Regions from separate parts of the Homo sapiens genome. Here region 2 is linked to region 1. Evidence: chromatin contacts called from ENCODE Hi-C or POLR2A ChIA-PET data. All regions are on one chromosome and are shown on one strand. Each heading gives the region's core, a stretch centred on a gene start or an enhancer-like site at or near the end of the contact. The rest is flanking DNA. Distances are from core to core; before and after follow the strand shown. Region 1 holds the start of NUBP1 (NUBP iron-sulfur cluster assembly factor 1, cytosolic). Region 2 holds the start of ABAT (4-aminobutyrate aminotransferase).

Evidence for each region. A loop is a pair of places that touch in the nucleus more often than their neighbours do. ChIA-PET counts read pairs that join two places held with the same protein, here RNA polymerase II (POLR2A). Pooled maps may share reads with other maps.
Region 2: a map of CD8-positive, alpha-beta T cell shows a loop between it and region 1 (20-fold over the local background). The contact joins the promoter of ABAT here to the promoter of NUBP1 in region 1. A Hi-C loop is called at or near these places in 3 of 168 maps with a recorded cell type or tissue (CD4-positive, alpha-beta T cell, CD8-positive, alpha-beta T cell and naive thymus-derived CD4-positive, alpha-beta T cell) and 9 of 50 pooled maps. POLR2A ChIA-PET finds 5 or more read pairs at or near these places in 1 of 52 experiments (activated T-cell).

The regions. Positions count from the first base shown.
Region 1 is chr16:10,741,349-10,747,322 of GRCh38, reverse strand. It overlaps NUBP1 (NUBP iron-sulfur cluster assembly factor 1, cytosolic), which reads right to left and starts at 3,481. Exons shown (of 11, transcript NM_002484.4): 1 at 3,441-3,481; 2 at 3,258-3,362; 3 at 47-180. The coding sequence starts at 3,459. RefSeq lists an enhancer at 3,623-3,672.
Region 2 is chr16:8,671,791-8,677,764 of GRCh38, reverse strand. ABAT (4-aminobutyrate aminotransferase) reads right to left here and starts at 3,148. Exons shown (of 16, transcript NM_020686.6): 1 at 3,054-3,148. RefSeq lists a silencer at 3,096-3,555 and enhancers at 3,150-3,649, 3,650-4,151.

The sequences.
Region 1 (5,974 bases), core at 2,232-4,731:
ACCCTCAGACAAAATGAGCATCTCCCAGTGGTTCCTGAGGTCTCACCTGTGTGTTTTCATCCTCTGCTAGGCCATGGGCAAGGTGGGCGCTGAATGTGCTTTTCCCAACACCGCCTTTCCCAGACAATACCAAGATTTTGTGTTTTACAGTCTTCATTTTCTCTTTGATTTCCTCTATAGCTGCAAAGAAAACCAAAGTTCAGGGGATGAGGTCCCACACCAAACCTCGAATGTCACGCTTCCAGTCAACTAGAAAGAGCTAAGTCCTAGTCCTAGTACTAGTCCTGGGGCTGTTTAAAACGATCCTCTGAAATACCTCTCAGACAATGGTAGAAATAAGTGCTAGGAAGAAAATAAGGCTATTATCACACTTGAAGGGGTCTCATTTATTGGTTTACACGTTTGTCTCCCCCAACTAGAACATAGTCTCCACAAAGGTAGGAACTGTCTGAAGCTTTCAGTGCTGTATTCCCAGCTCCAGAAGAGAACTTTGCAAACAGCAATGGTCACCAACTTGGGGACAAAATCCCCCAGAGACATTTGGTAATGTCTGGAGACACTGTTCTTTCTTTCTTTTTTTTTTGAGACAGAGTGTTGCTCTGTCGCCCAGGATGGAGTGCAGTGGCGTGATCTCGGCTCACTGCAACACTGCCTCCTGGGTTCAAGCGATTCTCCTGCCTTAGCCTCCCAAGTAGCTGGGATTACAGGTGCCTGCCACCATGCCTGGCTAATTTTTGTATTTTTAATAGAGACGGTGTTTCTCTATGTTGGCCAGGCTAGTCTCGAACTTCCAACCTCAAGTGATCCACCCACCTTGGCCTCCCAAAGTGTTGGAATTACAGGTGTGAGCCACCATGCTCAGCCTGGAGACACTTTTCATTGTCACAGGAGAGGTACTGCTGGCATTTAATGGGTACAGCCCAGATTGTGCTAAATGTCCTACAATGCACAGGACAGCCCCCCACAACAAAGAGTGATCCTGCCCCAAATGTCAGCAGTGCTGAGGTTGAGAAACTCTGATAGACAGCAGGCACATACTAAGTATCTGCCAATGAAACTATCTTATTTCAAATCCTTAAAACAATACACGAGGTATAAAGGAAATTAAAAAGTCTCATGACTGGCCAAACTCAAGTGAAAGTTAAGCCTGGAAACCTCCCAACACTGCTGTCCTCCTCCCCATCAACAGACAGCTGTTACTTCCCAACCTTGTGTCAAAGCATTCTACATTAACCAGACACCTGCAAAAGGCCAAAGGCCCCATGCAATCCATTGTGGGATGACTGCCCTCACAAGTTGCTCCTAAGGAACTCCTTTGCTGGCCCCTAAATCTTTGAAGATGAGTATCCTCCCATAAACAAGGACATGCCAACTGTAACTTTAGGACTGTAACCTCAGTCTAACTCCTTCCCTATTACTGATGTCTGTTAAACGCCACACTGACCATGTCCATTACAAGCTTATCCTCCCACATGCCAAACAAAGATGGGATGAGATAGTCCTTCCTCTCCTACCCTGAGACGTCTGCCTAATTAATTCTTCCTTTATTCCCTCTTTTGAATGTTTACTTTATTTTCTGAATAGTGTAGATATACTGGGCACGAATTAAAACCTCACAAGAATGTAACTACCTGCCACGAGGCCTACTGCACTTTTTCCTGCATGCTTTTTCCCCTTTTAATGAAATATATAAACACCAGCCTTCTGGAACCACTCCATCGAGCACAGGCCACAGATGTTTCTGTCACTTGTATTTTCCAGGGCACGCCCTCAAGCTCTGGCCCAATAAACCTCCACTGAGGCTCAGTTCAGTCTCTCCATTGCATTGACAGAGATAACTATTTTTCTCTTCATTTTTTTTTTTCTTTGAGACAGGGTCTCACTCTGTCACCCAGGCTGGAGTGCAGTGGCACGATCTCAGCTCACTGCAACCTCCACCTCCCGGGTTCAAGTGATCCTCCCACCTCAGCCTCGAGGGCGGGCATGCACCACCATGCTGGCTAATTTTTGTATTTTTAGTAGAGACAGGTTTCACCATGTTGGCCAGGCTGGTCTCGAACTCCTGACCTCAAGTGATCCATCCACCCGCCTCGGCCTCCCAAAGTGCTGGGATTACAGGCGTGAGCCACTGCACCCGGCCTGTCTCCATTTTTGATGAGGAACCAGAAGCTCAGAGAGGTTAGGACTATTGCTGAAGGTCACACCGCATGGATCCAAGAATCAAATCCAAGTCTCTCTCTGAACTCCTTCAAGATTCTCCCCCTTGGCCAGGTGCAGTGGCTCATGCCTGTAATCCCAGCACTTTGGGAGGCCCAGGCAGATGCATCACTTGAGGTCAGGAGTTCGAGACCAACCTGGTCAACATGGTGAAACTCTGGTTCTACTAAAAATATAAAAATTAGCCAGCCGTGGTGGCAGGCGCCTGTAGTCCCAGGTACTCGGGAGACTGAGGCACGAGAATCGCTTGAACCTGAGAGGTGAAAGTTGCAGTGAGCCGAGATCACACCACTGCACTCTGGTCTGGGCTACACAGCAAGACTCTGTCTAAAAAAAAAGGGGGAAAAAAAAGAAAAAAAAATATTGTCCTCCTGCCTCCTGCTTTTTAAGGTCCTTCTGAGCAGGCTCCCTGGGTCCTCTCATCCTGGAATCTGTGCTTCACAGCACTTAAAGCTGCGGTGGTTTAGTTGCTAGCTCACGTGTTTGTTTCCCCAGTAAAGCTAAACTCCACTAGAGCAGTGACCACGCCTGATCCCCAGCTGTGTCCCCAGGACAGCACCAAACCTACGAGGCGATCAACACATTTCTGCTGAATGAGTGGGAGAATCACTCCTCAAAAGGAAGAAAATTGTGTCAAGAAAGTAGCTGGCAGAGCCAGGATGTAAGTCCGAAGACTCCCCGACTTCGAAGCTTATCCCGTTTTTCTCTGCGGTCTGTTATTGTCACTCAAACCTCTGGCCCCGACCCTCTTAATTAATGTCCCTTTCGACTCCGCGCCGGTCAGTCTCCACCCTCCATCCGCGCCAGGTCCTTCGCGCTCGCCTTCTAAAGGCCTCGTTCCTGTCAGTCATTCCAAGCTCCGCCCTCACCCTGCCCACTTTCCACGCCCCGCCCCTTCTGGGCCCCACCCCTCTCCGAATACAATACCTTCTAGCCTGCCGCTGTCAGTCATTCTGCAGATCCCGCCCCCTCCCTCCCACGCCCCGCCTTTTCCGGGCCTGCGCCTCTAAGTTCCTGTTGAGGCCTTGCCCTTTTCTCACCCGTGTCCGGAGTGGCCCCCGCTCCAGAAGCGCACAGCCGCTGGTTGGGGCATCCCTGACATGAAGCCCCTCTGCCCGCCTGGGCGCTGTCGGCCCCTGGACAGTCTGCGCAGAGACAAGACCACAGTTAGAGCAGCTCCCGACACTTTCGCCCCGCGACCCACGCCCCCTCCGCGAGCTTACCGTGAGGCACCTCCTCCATTCCGTCGCCTTTGCCGCCTTCGTGGTCACCGGAACCCGCTGTCGTACATTTCCGCCTTGTGGGCACAATCTGATTCTCCGACCGCGCGAAATAAGTCTCGGAAAGGGGGCTGTGCGCACGCGCGAACCTTGGGCCGAAAGACTGGGACTCAACGTCTGTTCCTTTTCAGAGATTTCCTATCATAAATACTTCTGCAGTGCATCTCCTAAGAACAAAGCCATTCTTCATGACATCAGTGCCATTTTCATACCCAAGAGATTTAATATCGATGCAGTACTAGCCAATGCAGTATTAGCCAATAGACAGTTTATATTTCAATTTCAGTTGTTAGACCCCCTCCCCTGCTGGATTCACTCACTGCCTGGAGTTATTTCTCTTCGGTCTCCTTTAATTCAGATCAGTCCTTCTTTTTTTAGGGGGGGTCTCATCACCTTGATAATTTTGACGGGTCCAGACCAGTTGTGTAATAGAATATCCCATATTCTTGATTTGTCTAATCCTCCCCTCCCTCTTGCCTTGTAATTAGATAAAGGTTAATTTTTCTTTTTTCCTGCAGAACACACTTGGATAATGTCAGTTTGTCCCGTTTTTGGTAATGTGAAGCTTGATCGCTTGCTAAAGGTGGTGTCTGCCCCATTTCTCCATTTAATGTTTCCTTCTTCCATTTGTAATTAACAGGTACTCTCTGGGACCATCTTCTTCTCTATCAGCCTTTCACTCAGTGATTTTAGCAGCATTTATATATATATATATAAAACTATAGATTATATATATGATAAATATATATCAGTTTTATACCCTCTCTTTTTTTCTTTTTTTTCGAAGACTCACTATGGATTCCTGGATTTTTTAAAATTGTCTTTTATAATCAATTATTATTCTTTCTGGTCGATTTTTTTTCCCCCAGATGTGGCCAGTGAAGCCCCTTCAAGACAGTTCTTATGTTCTTTGGGCACTAATCCAGCTTCTTTGAGCATTTTCTTGCTTTCTGATACAAGATGTTTCAGTCATCCCTTCTCCCTGCTGCAGTCATTTCTTCAGGGAGCCTTGGTTACTTTTTAGCAGACAACAGTTCAGAAACCAAGATGTGGATGCCACAAATGCTCATTGCTACTGGAGTGTCATTGCTCACAGGTTTGGCACCTGGAATATTAATGAGTGAACAAACTTTACCTAGCCCCAGACACTAAGAATATGGAAACGTTTATTTATTTATTTATTTTTGAGGCGGATTCTCGCTCTGTCACCCAGGCTGGAGTGCAGTGGTGGGATCTCGGCTCACTGCAAGCTCCGCCTTCTGGGTTCACGTCATTCTCCTGCCTCAGCCACCCGAGTAGCTGAGACTACAGGCCACCACGCCCGGCTAATTTTTTGTATTTTTAGTAGAGACAGGGTTTCACCATGTTAGCCAGAATGGTCTCGATCTCCTGACCTCGTGATCTGCCCGCCTTGGCCTCCCAAAGTGTTGGGATTACAGGCATGAGCCACCGCACCCGGCCTCGGAAACATTTATTAAACAGCAGTGTATCAGCTGCCTGTCACTACCACTAATTATAGCCAGCATTTTGTAGAATACTTACCGTTTGGCAGCTGTCATCTTTGTGCTTTCATGTGAATTACCTAATTTATGTCCTTTCATAGTCCTACTGTCTCCATTTTTGGATAAGGAAACTGAGGCTTAAAGTAAACTACTTTCCCGAGGTCGCATGACTGGTAGCAGGGGAACCAGGGTGATAAACTTGGTCTGTCTGGCTGCAGAGCCTGCACTTAGTAACACATGGTCCCAGCCAGCACTGGGCTAGATGCCAATGATTCCAGACTAACCTGGACCCTGCCATCTGGAGCACAGTCTGGTCGGGAGAAGAGGACCAGAGTGATGGGGCATCAGCAAAGGCCTGGAGAGCAGAGAGGAAGTCACCTATCAGGTAGGGACTGTTGTCATTTCCGTTTTACAGGTGATAAGATGGCTGCAAAGATTTACTTGTCCACAGTCTGAGAGGCAGAAAGAGCAGAACTGGGTTTTTAACCAAGTCTGATACAGGGCCTTTGCTATTAATCACTATACTGTATATTAGAGGGCAGGATGCAAGTTATTCTCCTTTTTATTTTTATTTTTGTGGGATGGAATCTCACTCTGTTGCTCATGCTGGAGTGCAGTGGTGTGATCTTGGCTTACTGCAACCTCCACCTCCCGGGTTCAAGCAATTCTCCTGTGTCAGCCTCCTGAGTAGCTGGGACTACAGGTGCCCACCACCACGCCTGGCTAATTTTTTGTATTTTTGGTAGAGACGGGGTTTTACCATGTAGGCCTGGCTGGTCTCGAACTCCTGACCTCAGGTGATCCACCCGCCTCAGCCTACCAAAGTGCTAGGATTACAGGTGTGAGCCACCGCGCCTGGCCAGGGCCGCTTCTTAAGGTGAGTGCTCCCCAAGACTCTGTTCTTGGGCCACTTCCAGTCCCACTTCCCACTTCCTCCTGGGCAAGCAACTGACAGCCCTGATGCTATCCATCTTC
Region 2 (5,974 bases), core at 1,899-4,398, 2.1 Mb after region 1:
ACCAGCAGTTCTCAATAGCGAAGGAAAAGGATGATTTTGCTCCCCAGGGCACATCTGGCAATGTCTGCAGACATTTCTGATGGACATGACTCATGGGGTAGGGAGTGTCACTGGCATCTAGTGGGTAGAGACCAGAGGCGCTGCTGAATATCCTACAATACACAGGGGAGTCCCACAACAAAGAATCCTCTGACCCAACTGTCAACAGTGCCCAAAATGAGAACCCCTCATCTAGACCTGTCTCTTTTCTGATGTCCAACCCCAACAAACCTCATTCAAAGACGAGGAACTGAGGTTCAGAGACATGAATGACTTGCCTAAGTTTCCATAGACAGCCACTACCAGTGGCCAACTCTCTACTCCATCTGGCTTCAGGGTCTGTGGTCCATTCCACATACTACACTGTCTCTCTAGGAAGACATCCCCTTGTCCCCAGGCACCTTGGCCCTGGCAGATTATCTACGGCAAGGGTTACAAGTTTTGCCTTAAGGCATAAGCACCTCCCCACTTCATGATTAGAGGTTTTATGACTTTGCACTTGTAATCATTGTTTCTGCTCATTTTGCTGTGTGCTAAACATTTTATGAGGATTAACTCATTTTACCCCAAGGATATGTCACAGAGAGGTTAAGATCAGACACTAAGTGGCAGATTTGTGCTCTCGACCCAGATAAGAGGTCTCCAGGGACCAACCTCTCGGCCTCTCTACCGTGGTCCTCCTCATGCTTTGAACTTCGCCTTGGCAAAGTTGGGGCACAACAACCAATCCTTTAGCTGGGAACTGGGTGGGGGCAGAAACAGAGAGAGCCTCTACTTCAGACCATGCTGCCCAGCTGGGTGGTCCTAGAGAATCTGCCAGAATTTCAGCTCTTTTCCCATGCAATGCCCCAGGAGAAAAGACGCAGGCCTCTGAACAGAGATGAGACAATGTGCAGGGAACTCAAAGCCAGAGGGCGTGGGCAGGGGCTAAGAGGGAGGGGACCTTGGAGGGAAGGAATATGACATCCTCAGGACCTGTCCAAAGTTCTTGGAGCAAACCCAGCTATGCAAGTGAGGTTCCTGCAGTAGCCTCCACTCCAGCATCTCATTCTCATTAGCTGCAACTGATCTTATTAGCTATCCTGGGTCAGTTTGGATTTTGGCAAGCCTAGATTTGGCAATGGCCTCAACACAAAGATCGCACGGGGTAAGCAGGGATGCGCTGACACCCAGGAATGGATTCCACGAGGCAGCCTGCTGGGGGATGGCATTGAGTTCCAGCTCTGCCCCTTCCTGGCTTCATGACCTTTGCAGAGCCTTGGCGCTTCCTCTGACAAGTGGGGACTTGGGACCCAGCAGTCCCCAAGTCCCCATTGTAAATGTGAGGACTGGGGCTTGTGTCAGGGATCCTAGCACCTTAAGGGTCCTGGAGGGGTTGGGGCCAGCTGTCTCCCACAGGCTGGGTGACCTTGAGCAAGTCTCTTCCCCTTTTGTGCCTCTGTGTGTTTAACTGTCAAATGAAGGGGCCACGTCTTTAATGCAGAAGCCCTTTTAGGTCTTAGGACTCCAGACTGGACCATTTACCTCTCCCCGTGGCTAACCTCTTTGGGCCTCGAGAAAACACATTTCTCTATGACTCCACGCCGCAACACAGGCTCCAAAGAGCAAGACACAACTCACTGCCTCCCTCTCTCCTGCCTCCCAACCTGACCCACCAGAGAAGAGCTCTTCCCACCCCCTCCCCACCCCCAGGTCACCAACATCCTGTCCCTTAGTCTAGCTTCATCAAAGCAGCAAAGCCAACACTGTCTCCTCCCCAGTGGATGGGCCCAGCAGCACCCATTTCTCTTGGCTGAGTGCCCAGGGAATTCCACCAGGCAATGTCCACAGGCGCTTGCGGGGGTGCACACTTTAGGGGGGAAATGCGGGCCCTCTTGGAAGAGGGCCAGCTGTCCTCCCAGACTGCAAGAGAGAATGCATTGAACACAGCCTTTGTGCGTGTGTTGGGGCAGGGAGCGGGGGAGAGGTGGCGGGTGGTCTCTGCTGGTCCTGCTGCCTCAGAGGCCATCTCTGTTGTCAGAGTTTGAAGACTCCTGGAAGGGCCTCTAGGCCCCAGATCCCAGTTTTAAGAGCTCCAGTCTTACTAAATCTCGCTGAACCCCCTCTAGTCTTACCTTGGCCAGGGTGGGTGAGGAAAGGTGAGAGGATGTGAAATAGGTGGGGCAGCCAGGTGTGGGAGTGGAGTTGGGGTGAGGTGGAGAAGGATGGGATTGGGAGCGGTGGGAGGATGGTGCAGGGGGTTACTAGGATGGGGTTTGTGTGAAAGGGCTTGGGTGGAGTGGAGGGAGGTGGATGACTTGGAGGGGTGGCCAGACCTTTGCCCTGCTCCTGAGTATGAAGGTCCCTCATTTTACATCTTTACTGGGGAGGAGAGGGGAAATCCCCAAAAGCCTTTAATGTGGTGGTGTCAGAGGCCACCCTGCCTCTCTGACGGGTAGGGAGGGGTCTCCGGCAGGGCTAAGGGTGAATCATCTATCTCTCCAGAGCCCAGTATCTGGGGTGGGAGGGTGACTTGCAGAGTCTCTGCTCCGGGATTTCCTTGTCTTATGATGGGGGGAGAGCTTCCATTTGTCATGGAGGGGGAGGTCACTGTAATTTATAAGCTGAGAAGACCCCCATTATTCCGAAAGAGAGGGGAGAAGGAAGACACCCAAACTTAGTTTTCTAAGGATGGGGAAGGGGCATCAGTCTCCCAAGAGGTGAGGGGGCTCTAGAGACCTGGAGACCACTTTTTGGGGCCGCATTCTATTTCAAGCGGTAAAAGGGAGAGGACTTCTGTCTAGAGCTGGAGCCAGGAGGAAGGGCCCATTTCTGAAGGAGAAAGGAAGGTATTTTGCTCTCTGGGGGGTGGGAGCCCCTGTCTTTTCGGGGGAGGGCCCCGCGTCTTGGGAAGATGAGGGCTCCGTTTCCAGGAGAAGATGCCCAGGTTTTGCTCCTGGGGGCAGGGCAGAAGGACCTCCTCTCGGCTCCCCTCGGAAGGGCCCGTCCCAAGCCACCCGGCGCCTCGCGCTCACCTCCAGGCCCCGTCTCCGATCTGCGGGATCCGATCCGCCGGGTTCCGACTTGCGGGATGCGCGCCCCGAGTTCCGGCAGCGCTGGGTGTCTGCTCGACTTCCCCCAGCGACTCGCCGGACTCCCTGGCTCCGCCGAGCGTCCCGGCCAATCAGCGCCGCCAGCCCCGGCCCTCGCTTTCGCCACAGCCAATGGGTGCGCCCGCCACGGGCCACCGCCCCCAGGAGGGAGGTGGCAGGCGGGGCGGGGGCAGAGTCCAGCCTCCGGGGGCGGGGGAGACGGGGGCTGGGGCGGGACCCACCAGAGGGACCGCGAGGGCTGGGAGGGAGTCCTGGGACTGGGGAGGAGACGGCTGAGGACCCCCGTCAAGTTGTGGGGACCCTGACCCTCTGGGGGGCAGCTCCATAGGTTGATTTAACCTGGATCTTAATGGGCCATTTACACCCTCAGGGCTGCAGGCGAGTGTAACTCCACCTCCACCCGCGTCTCGGATCCGGTCTCTGGAGCTCCAGAGTCGGAATCAGAAGGGGTTCCTTTGCGGAGAAGGGAAGGAGCATCCCGCCCTCCCCACCTCACTCCCCATCTCGGCGCTCAGGGCCCTGCCAGCCCTTCTTGCTCCCAGCTACTTTCCTCCGCCTGGCCCCAGCGCTCCGGAAGACAAACAGGGCGCTGGGAGTCAGAGGTGGTTCCTTCTGCATGACCTGGAGCAGGTCACTGCGCCTCCTGATCCTCAATTTCCTGAAATTGGGACAACAGAGATTGTACCTCCTTCGTGGGTATAAACGAGACCCTAGATATGATGAAGGTGCCTTTCTACCGTTGTATAAAATGCTGTGTGGAAGATAATTAATACTCAGGTGTGACGGATGGATAGCCCCCCCACAGCTTTCTAGAGGTATTTGGAAAGAGGATGCAATCTTTCAGTGACAAAATCAAAGACACAAAGAACTGCTCATCAAGACAACAGGCGATCACCAAGTCCTCATAATGAATGAATGGATGGATGGAGAGTACAGACCTTAAAGGCAGAGAAAGAGTTCAGCTTGGTTCTCCCCACTCACCCTGATCACTGATAACTTGGTCTGTGGAGTCTTGTAGAACCCTGAGGTCTCTCCTCCTGCTGTCCAGGAATCCAGGCTGCCCTATCTCTGATTACACAAGCGCTATAGTCCTTGCAATTAAAGAATTAAGATAAAGTAAACACATAGATAAATAGAAAGCTGCCAAACAAATCATTCACCTCCTAGTGTCACCTCTGGGGACCCTCCCCCCCAACACACACACACACACACACACACACACACACACACACACACAGAGCAGTAAATAAGAATAATTGAGGCCTGGCACAGTGGCTTACGCCTGTAATTCCAGCACTTTGGGAGGCCGAGGCAGGCAGATCACTTGATGCCCAGAGCTCGAGACCAGCCTGGCCATCATGGGGAAACCCCCTTTCTATTAAAAATACAAAAATTAGCCTGGCATGGTGGCACCTGCCTGTAATCCCAGCTACCTGGGAGGCTGAGACATGAGAATCGCTTGAATGGAGAGGCAGTGGTTGCACTGAGGTGAGATGGCACCACTGCACTCTAGCCTGGGTGATTGTCACCTTGCTTGAGGAACTTGATGAGGCCTGTGCTGAAAATCTAGCAATTTTTTCTTAAAACCAAAGCCATGAACATAATCCCCTTTACTACCCTTGACCTGCCCAAAGAAATACAACGGCCAATAAACATGGGAGATGACACTTTGAAAAGGAAAGGCAAGTTAAAACCAAAAGAGGGAAAGAGTTTACCTACCAAAATGACCTTGTTTTTATTATTATAATTACTATTCTTTGCAAAGACTTCAAGGAGTTTCATGTATTGATGATGGCAGTAGAAAGATCACAGCCTTTCTGGAGGGAAATTGGGTATTTCTATTTTAAAAATCTTAAAAGTAAGTTGACCCTTTGATCTAGCAATCCAATCCCTATGAACTTATCTGAAAACATTTAAAGGTACAAAGATTTAATGATAAAGTAGCTTACTACCATTTTGTTTATCACAGGGAAAAACTGGGAACAACTTGAATGCACAACAGCAGGGACTCAGAGGGAAATTGTTGCATGAAATTGAACAATAAACATAGGTATGAAATATTGAATGGGGCTGGGTGTGGTGACACGCCTGTAATTCCAGCACTTTGGGAAGCCAAGGCAAGAGGATCGCTTGAGCCAAGGAGTTCAAGACCAGCCTGGGTAACATAGTGAAACCCTGTCTCTACAAAAAATACAAAAATTATCCGGGCGATGTGGCGCATGCATGTAGTCCCAGCTACTCAGGAGACTGAGGCAGCCTTGAGCCTGGGAGGTTGAGGCTGCTGTGGGCCAAGATTACACCACTGTACTCCAGCTGGGTGACAGAGTGAGACCCTGTCTCAAAAACAAAACAAAACAAATCTCAAAATGTTAAGTTATTTGCAAAAACAGTATATTTGGTACTGTCTTACTTTTTGTTAAACATCTTACTTTTTGTTAAATCTACCAGGTAGAGCTAGATCAATGCTGTGTAATATAACTTTCTATGATGCTCTATATCTGTGCCGTCCCGTGTGGTAGCCACTAGCCACATGGAGGTATTGAACACCTGAAATGACTAATTTTGGTATCCAAGATGTTTAAAAAAAAAAAAGAAAGAAAGAAATAATAAAAAAAGGAAAAGGGAAAAATAAATTTAAAATTTTGGAAAAAGCAATGACTAGTTAACCGAATAACTGTATTTTAATTGTATCTATTTATTTATTTTTTTAGAGACGGAGTCTCGCTCTGTCACCCAGGCTGGAGTGCAGTGGTGTGATCTCAGCTCGCTGCAACCTCTGCCTCCCAGGTTCAAGCGGTTCTCCTGCCTAAGCCTCCTGAGTAGTTGGGATTACAAGCGTGCTC